2 separate regions of the Homo sapiens genome follow, and region 1 is linked to region 2. A link is an interaction called in ENCODE POLR2A ChIA-PET data of the cell type or tissue named here. Cell type or tissue: OCI-LY7. All regions are shown on one strand. Region 1 overlaps NRDC (nardilysin convertase). Region 2 overlaps NRDC (nardilysin convertase).

Region 1 (8,000 bases), 62 kb before region 2:
TGGTTCTCCATTTCTACAGGATAAAGCCCAGCACCTTAGCTTCACAAACAGGCTTGACATACTAGTTCTGGCTATGTATGTATGTATCTATGTATGTATCCGTATGTATGCACACACATCCCTCACCATTTCCTTCCTCCCATTTTAGCCTCTATACTAAACTGTTCATGGTTTCCACATACAATCTTCAACAAAGGTAACAAACAGTATAGATACGCCAAACCCATTTCACTCAAAATCCTAGTCTATTACCAGCAATCTATTTTTCTCTCTCTCTTTCTTTATTTCTTTTCTTTTGAGACAGGGTCTTACTCTGTTGCCCAGGCTGGAATACTGTGGTGCAATCATAGCATGCTGTAGCCCCAAACTCCTGGGCTCAAATGATCCTTCCACCTCAGCCTCCCAAGTAGCGGAGACTATAGGCATGTGCCACCATGCCTGGCTAATTTTTTATTTTTTGTAGGGATGAGTTCTCACTGTGTTGCCTGGACTGGTCTCGAAATCCTGACCTTAAGTAATGCTTCTGCCTTGGCCTCCCAAAATGCTGAAATTACAGGCGTGAGCCATCATTCCCAGCCCAGCAGTCTTCATCTTAAGAAGAAAGCTGCCCAGCATCAGAGGGGTCAGGTTCCCTTCTAAACAGAATATGATAATGCTGGCCTGCCAAAACTACAGCTTCCCCTTTAGGAAAGAACTATGGCAATTCCAGAGTTCACAACTGCATTCAGACCTGGCCTACAGAGCATCTCACACTCACTGTGCTTGTGACATTCCCTTGTACCAGGCCCTCCACAAAGAGCTGGGATTTGAATTCTTTGACGAAGCTCAGCAGAGACTCAAGGGAAAGGCCGTCCATCAAAGCCTGGTACTTGTCAATCATAGACCAACGGGCATATTCCAAGATTAAAAGCCGTACATCTCTGTACAGAGGGCAGAAAAAAAACACTCAAAGTTTTGTTATTAGAAATGAATCTTCAGAATAAAGAAATGTTTGGTCAAAGTTCTATAAAGGATGTGTTTCTAAAGAGAGACCATTTTTATCACAATGTAAGATGGGAAAACAGTATCAGATTAACCAAAAAAGTACTGAAAACCACATACACAAACTTTAAACAAATTTACTTAGCAGTACAAAAATGCACTTACCTGTCTCAGTTGCAGGGTAAAATATTTCACATAAAAGTAAAGCTGCCAGATGAGTCAAGTTTACTTAGTTGTACACTGATTTAAAATTATTACTATTTTGGTTTGAAATCTCACTAATATTTCATTAATTACTAGAAGCCATCATTTGGGATATCTATTACTGCAGTGACAATATAATACAGGTAACGGCTCTGGTCCAGAATCAGATTAACTTCATCCCCCATTTCCACAACCCCACCCCAAATAAGCTGTTTGAATTTGACAAATCTACTAACATCTATGATTCAATTTCTTCATTTGTAAAACAGGGGAAGTATTCGTGAGAGGTAACCGTTTTGGATAGAATTGAATTAATGAATTTATATAACAGTTCTTAGATCTAGCACAAAAATCTTCAACAAACAGGTTTATTATTATTCTTTTATAAAGTAAATTTCAGGAGTTGAATTTTAATAAAATAGAAGGTTGTGTTTAATAATGTATTTTTATAAATAAATAAAGTAGTATTCATGAGTTATTGGCAGGGCTATTCACCGTATCAATGGTTGCAGATAACTCTCCTTTTTTTATTATTATACTTTAAATTCTAGGGTACATGTGCACAATGTGCAGGTTTGTTACATAGGTATACATGTACCATGTTAGTTTTGCTGCACCCATCAATTCGTCATTTACATTAGGTATTTCTCCTAACACTATCCCTCCCCCAGCACCCCCACCCCCCAACAGGCCCTGGTGTGTGATGTTCCCTCCCTGTGTCCATGTCCTTTCTAACATATATCTAGTTATTAGTTTTTGTAACTTTCTGTGATCAGAATATCAGTTATTACATGACTGATTCCTAACCCCTTCTTTCTAATTCTGGAAACTGATGGGTTCATTACAGCTGTGTCAAAAGCAGAACCTTTACGCTGTTCACTATTTATAGATGCCCAGGGCAAAACTGTCAAGTAGGGGCTAGCCAGTCATGTGCACAAAGGGGTAGGTCTGTTCAGAGGACTTTTCTCTCCCTCCCACAAAGGCTCTACCTGCTAATAGAGGGTACCTCAGAAGGATACTTTTTTCTGATTCACGCAAAAGTATCCTACAGGCTACAATTAGCCCTGGACTAAAGTAGTAAGAACAGGCTCTGAATGAAGGCCCAAGGGGGTTGCCTGTGAGCAGAGGGTTTAAGTATTAGCATACAGACTGTGTAGCTGCCTTTCTGCTCTCTTCTGGAAGCTTGGCTGAATTCTGGATAGTTAAGATTGCTAGATAAGTGACATGTTTAGCAATTTAACTCAGCTACTAATCACCAACATACTAAAATCACCAGTAAATACTTCTTCTGGTTTGTTTTTTGTTTGTTTTTCTATGAGACAGGGTCTATCTCTGTCATGCAGGTTGGTGTGCGGTGGCATGATCATGGTTCACTGCAGCCTCAACCTCCTGGGCTCAAGCAATCCTCCCACCTCAGTCTGCCAAGTAGCTGGGACTACAGGCATGTGCCACCACACCCAGCTAATTTTTTAATTTTTTGTAGAGATGAAGTCTTGCTATATTGCCCAGGCTAGTCTTGAACTTCTAGGCTTGTGATCCTCCCACCTCAGCTTCTCAAAGTGCTGGGATTACAGATATAAGCTACCATGCCCGGCCTAAAACTAGCACTTCTTTAACATTCAGGTATAATGATTGGTGAAAACACCCTTCCTTACTTTTAGTCTCTACAGTAAGCTGCTTTCAGTCCCATTCACAGCTAGCTACATAAGCTGGGTTTAGAAATACCGTAACGCTATGCACGGGTCTCCTAAACTAGAGCACGATTCAAACACGGATGAAAATTAGCACTGCAACTATAGCCTTAACCCCCACACCCACCCACTAGGGAGAGTAATACTTTCAGGTCCTCAAAATATAAGCTCATCTCATTTATACCCACTTGGCCAAAGTCTCGGGCTTGATGAGGATGTTAAAGTAGGTCTTCTTCAACTGCTCAGTTATCATTGTAAAGACAGCTGGTGTGGAATTGAACTCAGCTAAGTAGTCAATAATGAGCTGAAACAGTAGCTAAAAGAAAAAGAAGGAAGCATTTTAAGAAGCATGGAAATCCACTAGGTATTAGGGAGGGAAATGTTTCTCTTTGGTTTTTACCAGGTACCCAGCATGGAACTAGGCATTGTGGGGGGACATAAGAAAATTACTAACAACTCAATTTGTTCGTTTGTTTGTTTGGGTGTTACCTGGAGACAGGATATCACTGGTCACCCAGGCTGGAGTGCAGTGGTACTATCGACTGTAATTCATTATAACCTCGAATGCCTAGGCTCTAGCCATACTCCCACCTCAGCCTCCTGAGTAGCTGGGACTACAGACAGGGGCCACCATGCCCGGCTAATTTTTTTGCTTTTGTACAGACAAGGTCTTCTTATGTTGCCAGGCTGGTCTCAAACTCGTGGCCTCAAGTGATCCTCCTGCCTCAGCCTCCTAGCCTCAAAGAATCTTAAGGGTCCAAAATTCTAAATAATTGTCAAATTTGGAACAATTCTTCCTTTTTTATCATTTCATGGGTGTTCTCAATAAGATTTGTAGTTTGTCTTCAGATAGATCCTATACTTTTCCTGTTTATTCTTAGCCATTTTATTGGCTTTTTTTTCTCAATATTGTAAATAAATGTAAGATTGTTTCCATCCATTTGTTTCTTTCTTTTTTTAAGAGACAGAGCCTCGCTATATCGCACAGGCTAGTGACACGATCATAGCTAAGTATCCTCAAACTCAAGTATTTCTCCTGCCTCATACTCCGGAGGAGTTGGGACCACCGGCACATCCCACTGTGCCTGGCTTCCATTTCTAAGTGATTACTGGTACTATGGGGGAGAAAAAGCCATTGATTCTGATATACTAGTCTTTTGACCAGCCATATCACACCTAATTTTTTTTTTAATTTTAGTGGTATATGAGGTTTTCTAAGAATACAATCATATCATCTGCAAGGAAAAATATTTTTTCCAAAAAAGTTTTTATTTTTTCATCTTACTCTAATAGCCAGAACCTCTAAAACAATAACAGAATAATAGAGATGATTGTGGATTATTCTTGGCTTGTTGCTGATGTCAGTGTTCATCATTTTATCAGTTAATGTAATGTCCGCTGATAGTTCTTTACTTGAGGTTTTTTGATTTTTTTTTTGAGATGGAGTCTTCGCTCTATTGCCCAGGCTGGAATGCAGTGGCGCGATCTCGGCTCACTTCAAGCTCCGCCTCCCAGGGTCACACCATTCTCCTGCCTCAGCCTCCCGAGTAGCTGAGACTACAGGCGCCTGCCACCACGCCTGGCAAATTTTTTGTATCTTTAGTAGAGACGGGGTTTCACTGTGTTAGCCAGGATGATCTCGATCTCCTGACCTCGTGATCCGCCCGCCTCAGCCTCTCAAAGCACTGGGATTACAGGCGTGAGCCACCGCGCCAGGCTGAGGTTTTTATACTTAATTAATTTCCTTCCATTCCTATGTATTAGGAATGCCAACTCAAATTTATCAAATGATTTATCAGCATTTATCACTATATTCATACAGTGGCTCTCCTTTGACTTGTGTTGTGGTGACTTATGATCATCAATTTCCTAATATTCCACAACCCTAGCATTCCTGGTACTTGAATTATTCTTTTTGCTAAACTGGATTTAATTTTTAGAAAGTTTACATCTATATTCTACAGATAAAATTGATCTCTAGTTTTCTATACATACATACATACATATATATATGTTATATATTAGGTTTTAATATTAAGGCTAAGTCTCACAAATTCAAGAATATCAAATACTTTTCCATGGTTTGTATTTTTAATAAGCTCTCCAGGTAATTCTAAAACATATTTTCCAAATGACAACCACTGAATTAGGCTTTAATCTGCTTGAAACTTAAGCTACATTATATTTAGGCCTCAGAGGCTGACAAAGTAAAATTATTCTTGGCTTGTTGCTGATGTCAGTGATCATCATTTTATCAGTTAATGTAATGTCCGCTGATAGTTCTTTACTGATGGCGTCTCCTTCTGAGACCAATCTTTGTTCCATGGGGAGATGGAGAAGGGAAAAGGCATAAAAAGGTGAGAGCTATACTCTTCTCTTGGGTTTTTGCCCAGATGAAGGCTATTAACACCTAGCACAGGTCTTTCTGGCAGGTCCTTTCCTCTAAAATTTTTCTTGTATAACCCTATTTCCCTAAATCTTAATATAATATATATTCTACCCAAGAAACCTAGATATAAAATTTATTATTGAGTATATTATATTGCTTTACCTGGTATTCAGTAATCTAACTCTCTTAGCTAACAACCCATTATTTTTTCCTCCTCTTATGAAGTTTTTGATGAAGCAATACTGGAACATATTTCTCACTAAGAGATTAATAACTGACATGATACAGACCCTGCTTCGGAAAGGTTCATAAACTTAGAAGGGAAACAAGACACACATACTTGAAACAATGAGGAGCATAAGATGAGGAAGTAAGGGCACAAGCATTTGAGTTCTACTCTATTTCAGGCAAAACACCAGTCAAATTTGTTATTCCACAGCCGGCATGGTGGCTCACGCCTATAATCCCAGCACTTTCAGAGGCTGAGGCAGGCAGATCACTTGAGGTCAGGAGTTCGAGATCAGCCTGGCCAACACGGAGAAACCCCATCTCTACTAAAAATACAAAAATTAGCTGGGTGTGGTGGTGCGTGCCTGTAGTCCCAGCTACTCAGCAGGCTGAGGCATGAGAACTGATTGAACCCGGGAGGCGGAGGTTGCAGTGAACCAAGATCACACCACTGCATTCCAGTCTGGGTGATGGAGTGAGTATCTGTCTCAAAAAAAAAAAAAAAAAAGGTTATTCCTGTATGGTAAAAAATTTAGCTAGAACCAATCCTAAATGCCAGTGTTGGTTGTGGAGAAACTGACAGCAAAGGGAAGTGAAATCAATCCTAAAGCATGGGCTATAATCCCATGCACTGCCAGTAATTAATGAAACATATGTTGTTCTTATGGATAGTCAGTCACAGTTAGAATAGCTGTCATCAGCCAAGAATATTCAAGATAATCCACATTAATAAACATTTATTTCTCTATACAGCATCCCATGCACAAACCTCTAAATAAATATGGTATTTTAATGCTCTCTATAAGGAAAACAGAGTACTTGTACTTACAGGTAGTTTGTGGTTAAATCCTTTCACTCGAATAATTAAACCATGTTCTCCAGCTACCAGTTTATACTCCAGCTGTGCCACATCTGCTTCATAAGCTGGTTCCGCAAGGTTATGCGTAAGGATATTGACAAAGATATCAAAGAGGACCACACTAAGAAGTACAAAATGCAAATGGCATCTTTAATTGGTAAGAAAGACACATGAAATAGATTTGCTTCAATTTAGAGTAAGCAGCTTCATTTTTAGAAAGTATAAATTCTCTACTCCAGAATGTAAAAGGTAATACAGCTTACTCAGGATTCAGTTTCAGAGGTGTATTACAGAATTCCTACCTTCAGCAGTGTTTCCCAATCTTTTTCATGTCATGTACACATGCAAAATGATAATATTTATATTGTACAATGAGGTAAATGGAATAGGCATCAGCAGCACTGGCCTGAAGGCTCTGTCTACCCTCCAAGTCTAGGCATTCTGACTAATTAAAAATATGAGTTTGGGAATGCATTTTTTAGAGTGAATATTAACAAATTCTAGTGCTGCTTGTCATTTTAAGTTTGGATTTTACAGTTACGTAGGAAAAGAAAGAAGAAATGCACCAACATTTCCCAAGTATCTCCTACGTTCAGACACATTTCCCAAGTATCTCCTAGGTTCAGACACATTTCCCAAGTATCCGCTACGTTCAGACACATTTCCCAAGTATCTCCTACGTTCAGATACATTTCCCAAGTATCTCCTACGTTCAGACACATTTCCCAAGTATCTGCTATGTTCAGACACATTTCCCAAGTATCTCCTAGGTTCAGACACATTTCCCAAGTATCTGCTACGTTCAGACACATTTCCCAAGTATCTCCTACGTTCAGATACATTTCCCAAATATCTCCTATGTTCAGATACATTTCCCAAGTATCTCCTAGGTTCAGACACATTTCCCAAGTATCTCCTAAGTTCAGATACATTTCCCAAGTATCTGCTACATTCAGACACATTTCCCAAGTATCTCCTAGGTTCAGACACATTTCCCAAGTATCTCCTACGTTCAGACACATTTCCCAAGTATCTCCTATGTTCAGACACATTTCCCAAGTATCTCCTAGGTTCAGACACATTTCCGAAGTATCAACTACGTTCAGACACATTTCCCAAGTATCTCCTATATTCAGACACATTTCCGAAATATCAACTACATTCAGACACATTTCCCAAGTATCTCCTATATTCAGACACATTTCCCAAATATCTCCTATGTTCAGATACACTTTAGGGTCTCCGACCACCCACAATGAAAGCTATCTACATAAATATATAAGGGATTTGCTAAGAACAGGAACAATCACATTCCTTGGTAGTCTATAAATACAGAATCAACAGATCCATCAGTCTCATTATAGACTGGGCACTCACCCAAACTGATCTTTAAGGACTTTTCCCCATCCAGTAACTGGGAACTAATTGCTCTAGTCTACACTATCAGCATGTTTTACCAATGGGTGCTGGTAATGGAGCAGCCACAGTTCCATTTTAATGTTTGGTAATAATACAAATAACTTGTTTGGAGTACAGAAAAAAATACATAAATCAGCAACATAGCTCAAATATGGATAGAGAAAATGACAGAATGATTTAGAATGAAACAAAATAGTTTTTCAATAACTAAAAAATGTATTTTCCAGAA
Region 2 (8,000 bases):
TCTAAGTATTAAAACTTAAAATATTTCTAAGTATTTAGAAATGATGTAGTTAGATGTAGGAGATGCACAGCATTCTCAGTTTACCTGGATCTCATGGAGCATAAAAATTGGCATGAAGTAAACTGTGTAAGATTACCAGAGCCCCAGCTTATCTGCTTTGTCTGTACCGAGACAGAAGGGGAGGGGTTACAGACTATGGTGCCTACTCCCATCACTGCTTCCCTCAGCCATAACAGGACAAGGGGGATCTTGAAAGCATCTTGAAAATTGTAAGGTGATCCAGATTTGGCCGTGTCTTTTACTTTGGCCATAGTGGTGTCCAATTATATTATAAATTAACTGATGGATTTATGCTGCCAGATCCTCAGAATGTTTGCCTTAGAAGATGACATCTATGCTTCCCCGATGCTTATTTTATTCATACAAGATTGGATTTGACACCCATCAGCATGCTTCATCTTTCACCTCAGAGATACTCAGAGTTGACTTGGGTTGACTAGTCAGGGTTGATTTAGATAGGGTTGATTTTCCCATTCCGTAAGTTTTTCTTTCTGAAGAATAAAACTTCCCCAGATAGAATTGTTTTTTCTTCAAAAATATAGGATAGTTGCTCTAGAACTTTCTTATCTGGAGACAGTTTAACTACAGTTGTATACAGACTTATGTCTATCATTCACACTCATAGCTGCCTCTGTGTTCATTGCTGCTGCAGCTAGCTCATTATAGAGACTGCCACCTCTTTCTCTTACTCGACTCTCCCAGTGCCTTCTGGCCACTACAGCTAGCTTAAAATGGCATTTCATACACCTTGGTCACCGGGAGAGTTTACTTCTATCTACTTTTTCATCCCCAGTAGAAAGTAAAAGCTTTCTTCCAATTGGTCTTCCTGTTGCAATTACTATTACTTTTCTGGGGGTGACTTTAAATCAAAACCGAAAATATGTTTATTCACAGTATAAACTTACGTGTCTAGAATAATAAGGAACAGAGAAGTGCTACCTACAAGAACCTTCCTTTCTCTTCTTACCACCACCTTTATAATATAGTAGCTAGAATATTACAAGAGAGATAGTGTGGGACACTATCAGCCTTAAAAACATCTTTATTAATTAGACCTATTTTACTTTTGTTAATATTTCCCAATTAAGTTGTCCAGAGTATGAAAAATTATATGCACAAAGATGTTCCAAGTGGTATTACTTCTTTTTTTTTTTTTTTTGAGACAGAGTCTCGATCTGTCACCCAAGCTGGAATACAGTGGCATGAGCTTGGCTCACTGCAACCTCCGCCTCCCATGGTGAAGTGATTCTCCTGCCTCAGCCTCCCGAGTAGCTGGGATTATAGGCGGGCATCACCATGCCCAGTTAATTTTTGTATTTTTAGCAGAGATGGGGTTTCACCACGTTGGCCAGGCTGGTCTCAAACTCCTGACCTCAGGTGATCCACCCACCTTGGCCTTCCAAAGTATGAGGATTACAGGCGTGAGCCACTGCACCCGGCTGCCCAAGTGGTATTACTTTTTTTTTTTTTTTTTTTGAGACAGGGTCTCACTCTGCCACAGAGATAATCAAATCTCTTCTTCTTCTTTTTTTTTTTTTTGAGACAAAGTCTTGCTCTGTTGCCCAGGCTGGAGTGCAGTGGCACAATCTTGGCTCACTGCAACCTCTGCCTCCCAGGTTCAAGCAATTCTTGTGCCTCAGCTTCCCAAGTAGCTGGGACTACAGGTGCATGCCATGAGGCCTGGCTTTTTATTATTATTATTATTTTTTTTTATTTTAGTAGAGACGTGGTTTCACCATGTTGCCCAGGCTGGTCCTGAACTCCTGAGCCCAGGCAATCCGCCCCCCTTGGCTTCCCAAAGTGCTAGGATTACAAGTGGTGAGCCACTGTGCCTGGCTACATGAGAAAGATTCTGTACCACCAGAAAACATACACTGAAAATGACAAGTGAAGAAAATACCTCTATAAATGTTTAAATGGCCCACCAGGGCAGAAATATACCTGAAGTTTTTATTATCTTCTCAGGATTGATTATGGGTTTGACAAACCAAACATTGGTCATAAACCATTTTCGCATTTAGAACATTCGCCACACACACGCACACATTTATATGCAATTGGGATTACTTAGTCTCATCTATGATGAGTCACTGACTGCAGAGCTTTTAGTAATGGAAACTTCGACGACTCAGGAAGGGCCAGGTGGGTCAAAGCTCTCCATGAGTCCATGGATAACATTGGACTTAATATCCTCCTAAATGCCAATTTTGTCTCTCCAATTTAGATGCATAGAACTGTTTATTAGAATGAGTTATCATAGGTAATTTGACTTTGGACCATGGAGTTCATTCAAATTGCGTATCTAAACAATGTTAGTATTAGCTGATTTAGCATGAAAATCTGGCATGGTTATTTTCTTGGTATTCAATTAAATTTTGTCCTGCTTGGGTTAGCAGTTTTAGAATTAGTAAAAAATACATATATACGTATATAGGGCTTTCCCCCCCGCCAATAAAAGACATCCATCTAGAAGCAGTGGCTCATGCCTGTAATTCCAACACTTTGGGCGGCACAGGCAGGAGGATCACTTGAGCCTAGAAGTTCGATGCTGCAGTGAGCTATGATGGCACCACTGCAGTACAGCCTGGGTGACACAGTGAGATCATCTCTCTAAAAAAGAAAAAAAAAAAGAGGCTGAGTGTGGTGGCTCATGCTTGTAATCCCAGAATTTTGGGAGGCTGAGGTGGGAGGATTGCTTGAGCCCAGGAGTTCAAGATCAGCTTGGGCAACAAAAGGAGACCTCATCTCTGCAAATAATTTTTAAAATTAGCCCGAGGTGGTAACACACACTTGTGGTGCCAGCTACTCAGGAGGCTGAGGTGGGAGGATCACCTGAGCCAGGAGGTTAAGGCTGCAGTGAGCCATGATCATGACACTGCACTCCAGCCTAGGGAACAGACTGAGGAGGCCCTGTCTTAAAAAAAAGGCCAGGAGCAGTGGCTCATGCCTGTAATCCCAGCACTTCGGGAGGCCAAGGCAAGCAGATCACATGAGGCCAGGAGTTTGAGACCAGCTGGACAACAAAACCCTGTCTCTACTAAATATACAAAAATTAGCCAGGTGTGGTGGCACGTGCCTATAATCCCAGCTACTCGGGAGGCTGAGGCAGGAGAATCGCTTGAACCTGGGAGGCAGAGTTTGCAGCGAGCTGAAATCAGGCCACTGCACACTAGCCTGGATGACAGAGTGAGACTCTGTGTGGAGGAAAAAAAAAAAAAAAAAAAAAAAAACAAGCAATAACCAGAAAAAGTAGAAAATTTAAAACAAAGTATCACATCACTGTAGAATTTCTTCAGAGAAGTTCAAAATGAGGCCAGGCATGGTGGCTCACACCTGTAATCCCAGCACTTTGGGAGGCCAAGGCAGGCGGATCACTTGAGATCAGGTGTTCAAGACCAGCCTAGACAACACAGCAAAACCTTGTCTCTGCTAAAAATACAAAAATTAGCTGGGCATGGTGGCGTACGTCTGTAGTCCCAACTACTTGGGAGACTGAAGCAGAAGGATCACTTGAACCCGGGAGGCAGAGGCTGCAGTGGGCCAAGATTGCACTGCTGTACTCCAGCCTGGGTGACAGAGCACGACTCTGTCTCAAGAAAAAAAAAAATTAGCTTTTGGTGCAGATTTAATAATGTTTCTTTAATGAACTCAACCTAAAATTACAAGACAAAACAGCATTTAAGTCATTTCAATCAAGAATGATGTTTGAATCACAAGTAATGGCAAGCTACGTCATATACTTCCTGTGCTATAAAAAGTTAAAACAAGAAGTAATACCTCCATTCCCCCACAAACTATAGTTTCAGAAGTGCCTTCCAGACCTTGTTGCAACCACAAAGAAACTTCCATATTTCAAAGTCCATTAACTGTGCAATTGAGGAGATCCCACCTAATTTAATTGGAAGTGACTGATCTATAGTGTTTGATCTATTTAATCTATAATAATGTTAAAAGGAAAAAATATGAGAAGAATCTAATATAATTATATAAATGTTTTCCAAGCAAAGAATATGCTCAATTAAAGTCATATACAGATGCTCCTCGACTTACAACAGGGTTAGGTCCTGAAAAACCCATCTTAAGTTGAAAATATTGTAAATTGAAAATGCATTTAACCTAACCTACTGAACATCAATAGCTTAACCTAGCCTACCTCAAACATGCTCAGAATGCTTACATAGCCTACAGTTGGGGAAAATCATCCAACACAAAGTCTATTTTATAATGAAGTGTTGAATATCTCATGTAATTTACTGATACAACACTGAAGTGAAAAACAGAAAGATCATATGGGTACTCAAAGATCGGTTTCTACTGAATGCATATCACTTTTTTGCACCATGGAAAGTGGAAAAACCCTAAGTTGAACCAACATAAATTAGGGACCATCTGTACTCATAGACTGCTATTAGTATTTCAATATTAATATATTGGCGGTACCTAGCTATGTGGAAAGACATTTTCAAAGATAAGGTATGTAAAATCTCATTACAAATCAGATTTAACAGATGAACTGACTGATGAACACTTAATTTTGATCCCAATAAAGCAAAATGTTATCCCAATAAAAACAATTCCATCATTCTTACTAGTAGAACTGTATTACCAAAAAACATACTATATTTTGAACTTCATAAAAATTTTCACCAAAAATTTGCAGAAATTTGTTTTCTTTTTTGATATACAAGTACTTACTTAATATCCTCAATTTCACCTCCTGACTGACAAAGCCCAAAGTATTTATTAGCTAGAACTTTTACAGAAAATATTTGGTGATCTCTGGGATTTATACTTTTTTAAAAGTATGACTGGACAACTGGTTATCCATATTTTTTTTTAAATAGTAATAAAATTAGATTTTTGCCAGGCATGGTGGCTCACACCTATAATCCCAGAACTTTGGGAGGACAAGGAGGGCAGATCACTTGAGGCCAGGACTTCGAGACCAGCCTGGCCAACATGGTAAAACCCTGTCTCTGCTAAAAATACAAAAATTAGCCAGGCGTGGTGGTGCATGCCTGTAGTTCCAGCTACTCAGGAGGCTGAGGTGGGAGTCGCTTGAACCCGGGAGGCAGAGGTTGCAGTGAGCTGAGATCATGCCACTGCACCCCACCCTGGGTGATGGAGTGAGACCTGGTCTTAAAAAAAAAAAAAAAAATTAGATTTCTTAATGTAAAAAACTATAATAAAATTTTTAGAATAAGATACAAAAAGTGCAAACCATAAAAGATCAATAACTGATTCAATGTTTGACTTTATAAACAAGGAGCAAACATAAGCTATGGACTTAGAGAATACATTTGCAACTCATATAATCGACAAAAAATTAGCATTCAAAATAAAATGAATTTTTACAAGTCAAATTTATAAAAAGAAAAAACAACCCAATAGAAAAGCAGGCAATTTATAAAAGGAGAAATCCTGATGTCTACAAACTATGAAATAATGTCTGATCTTATTAGTAATAAGGGGAAATACAAATTTTTTAAGTTTTTCGTTTTGTTTTTTTTTTTTGAGACGGAGTCTCGCTCTGTCACCCAGGTTAGAGTGCAATGGCGTGATCATGGCTCATGCAACCTCCGCCTCCCCGGGTTCAAGCGATACTCCCACCTCAGCCTCCCGAGTAGCCAGGATTACAGGCACCCATGATCATGCCTGGCTAATTTACTATTTTTGTAGAGATGGGGTTTCACCATGTTGGCCAGGCTGGTCTTGCACTCCTGACCTCAGGTGATTCGCCCACCTTGGCTTCCCAAAGTGCTGGAATTACAGGCATGTGCCACTGCGCCCAGCCTAAAAAGATTTTTTAAGAAAGAAAAATATAGGCTGATCTGAATTCAGTGGTATTCACAACTAAATGATGCCTTCTCCACTCCCACTGCTTCACTTGACTAACCTTTAAAAAAAAGTGAGAAATACAATTTTCCACAGATAGTAATTTTTTTTAAAACCTAACAATATCGACCAAGCATGATAGCTCACGCCTGTATTCCCAGCACTTTGGGAGGCCAAGAGGGCGGATCAGGAGGTCAGGAGAACGAGACCATCCTGGCCAACATGGTGAGACCCCATCTCTACTAAATATACAAAAAAAAAAAAAATTAGCTGGGCATGGTGGCAGGCACCTGTAGTTTCAGCTACTCAGGAGGCTGAGGCAGAAGAATTACTAGAACCCAGGAGGCAGAGGTTGCAGTGAGCCAAGATTTTGCCACTGCACAGCCTGGGCGACAGAGCAAGACTCCATCTCAAAAAAAAAAAGAAAAATTTCTTAAAATTAGCTGGGCGTGGTGGCAGTCCCAGCCACTCCAGAGGCTGAGGCAGGAGGGCCCCTTGAGCCCAGGACTTCTAGGTTACAGTAAGCTATGATTTCACCACTGCACTCCAGCCTGGATAACAGAGTGAGACCTTATCTTTAAAAAAAAGAAAAGAAAAAAACTAACAGTATCAATAACTGCTAAAAATGTAAGAACGTAAAGAAGCAGGAACTCTCATGTTCTATTGGTGTCAATGTAAAAAAGCACAACCCATTAGAAGAGTACTAATGGCAATATCTAGTGAGGTTAAAAATGAGTATGCCCAGTCATTTCACTTATAGGTATCATTTCACTCATAGGTATGTGCCCTAGATAAATTCTCAAACGTGTGCACAAGGAACCATATACAGTCCTCTGAAATGCTAGAAACAACTTAAATGAAAAACAAAAAGAAAAAAGCTAAATTGTGGCATAGTCATAAAACAAAATATAACAGAAAACTGTAACCAAATGACAATAGGAAAATAGATAATAACGATGTATTCATCAACAAAATATTAAACATTGGTTAACACAAATAACTAGAATTACACTTATTGACATGGATAAATCTCAAAAGCAATGTTAAACCAAAAAAAAAAAAAGATTATGAGACATCTAATGTGATACCTTTCTATTTCTATAATGCTTTAAAACATGCAAAAACAATGATATATACTGTTTAAAAAGTATGTTTAATAAAAAGTATACAACTATAGATAGAACTAGTACGGTATATACATGAAATTTAGATAGTGGTTAACACTGAAAAAAGAAGGCAGAGAAGGTAATGGGAAGAGGCAATATAAAGAGGGCTTCAGCTGTTATCTGTAAGGTTTTGTTTCTATATATATGTATGTTTTATATATACATATATGCCATATATATTCAAAGACAGAGTCTCAGTCTGTCGCTCAGGCTGCAGCACAATGATGCGATCATAGCTTACTGTAACCTCAAACTCCTGGGCTCCTGCAATACTCCTGCCTCAGCCTACCAAAGCACTGGGATTACAGGCATCATGAGCCACTGTGCCCAGCCTAAACATTATGTTTTGATCCAGACAAAAAGCAAGAAATAAAGTAACCAAAAAAAAAGACTGAAAAGTATATCCTTATGTAACAAGCCAAAGGAGAAAAGGAAGAAGACAGAAATGGAAGCAAGACTTTAAAACAGGCACTATTCTAGGCACTGGCGATATAAGCAGTAAACAAAACTAATTCCTTGCCCTTGTGATGAAACATTCCAGTGCAAGAGAAAGACAATGCACAAGTAAATTTATGTCAAATGACAATAAGTGCTATAAAAAAAAAGAGTAAGAAAAAACATGGAGGTAGGAAAACAAAATTTATTTTATACAGGCTGATATTTAAAGTCATGAGACCGGACAACATACAGAGTAAGGGTAGATGAGAAGTCTGAAAATTGAGCCCTAGATAATCCAAAATTTAGAAGTCAGGGAAATAAGAAGAGATCTGTGAATAAGCAGGAAGAGAACTATGAACAGTGGTGACCTGAAAGTCAACTGATCAAAGCATTTCAAGAAGAATGGTGAACTATGCAGTATGATGCTGATAGGTTGAGTAAGATAACTTGAGAATTGACTAATGTAAAGATATTGGTGACCTTGAACTAGCTATTTCAGTG

Evidence for each region. ChIA-PET counts read pairs that join two places held together with the same protein. Peaks named below come from ENCODE experiments on the same cell type or tissue, not always from the same donor. Only the 100,000 strongest peaks of a DNase experiment are listed, where the experiment ranks them.
Region 1: POLR2A ChIA-PET joins it to region 2 with 20 read pairs; 8 of 35 experiments call an interaction of 5 or more read pairs at or near these places.

Annotation. Positions count from the first base shown.
Region 1 is chr1:51,797,492-51,805,491 of GRCh38, forward strand. NRDC (nardilysin convertase) reads right to left here. Exons shown (of 31, transcript NM_001101662.2): 20 at 6,323-6,473; 21 at 3,065-3,192; 22 at 758-920. Among named protein-coding and RNA genes, the nearest start is that of MIR761, 35 kb to the right of the region's middle. In OCI-LY7, no CTCF peak of the experiment used is centred here; no DNase peak of the experiment used is centred here.
Region 2 is chr1:51,859,749-51,867,748 of GRCh38, forward strand. The region is part of intron 1 of NRDC (nardilysin convertase); the gene reads right to left. It also overlaps the pseudogene TSEN15P2. Among named protein-coding and RNA genes, the nearest start is that of NRDC, 15 kb to the right of the region's middle. In OCI-LY7, no CTCF peak of the experiment used is centred here; a DNase peak (open chromatin) is centred at 3,813; H3K4me3 peaks cover 995 bases; H3K27ac peaks cover 914 bases.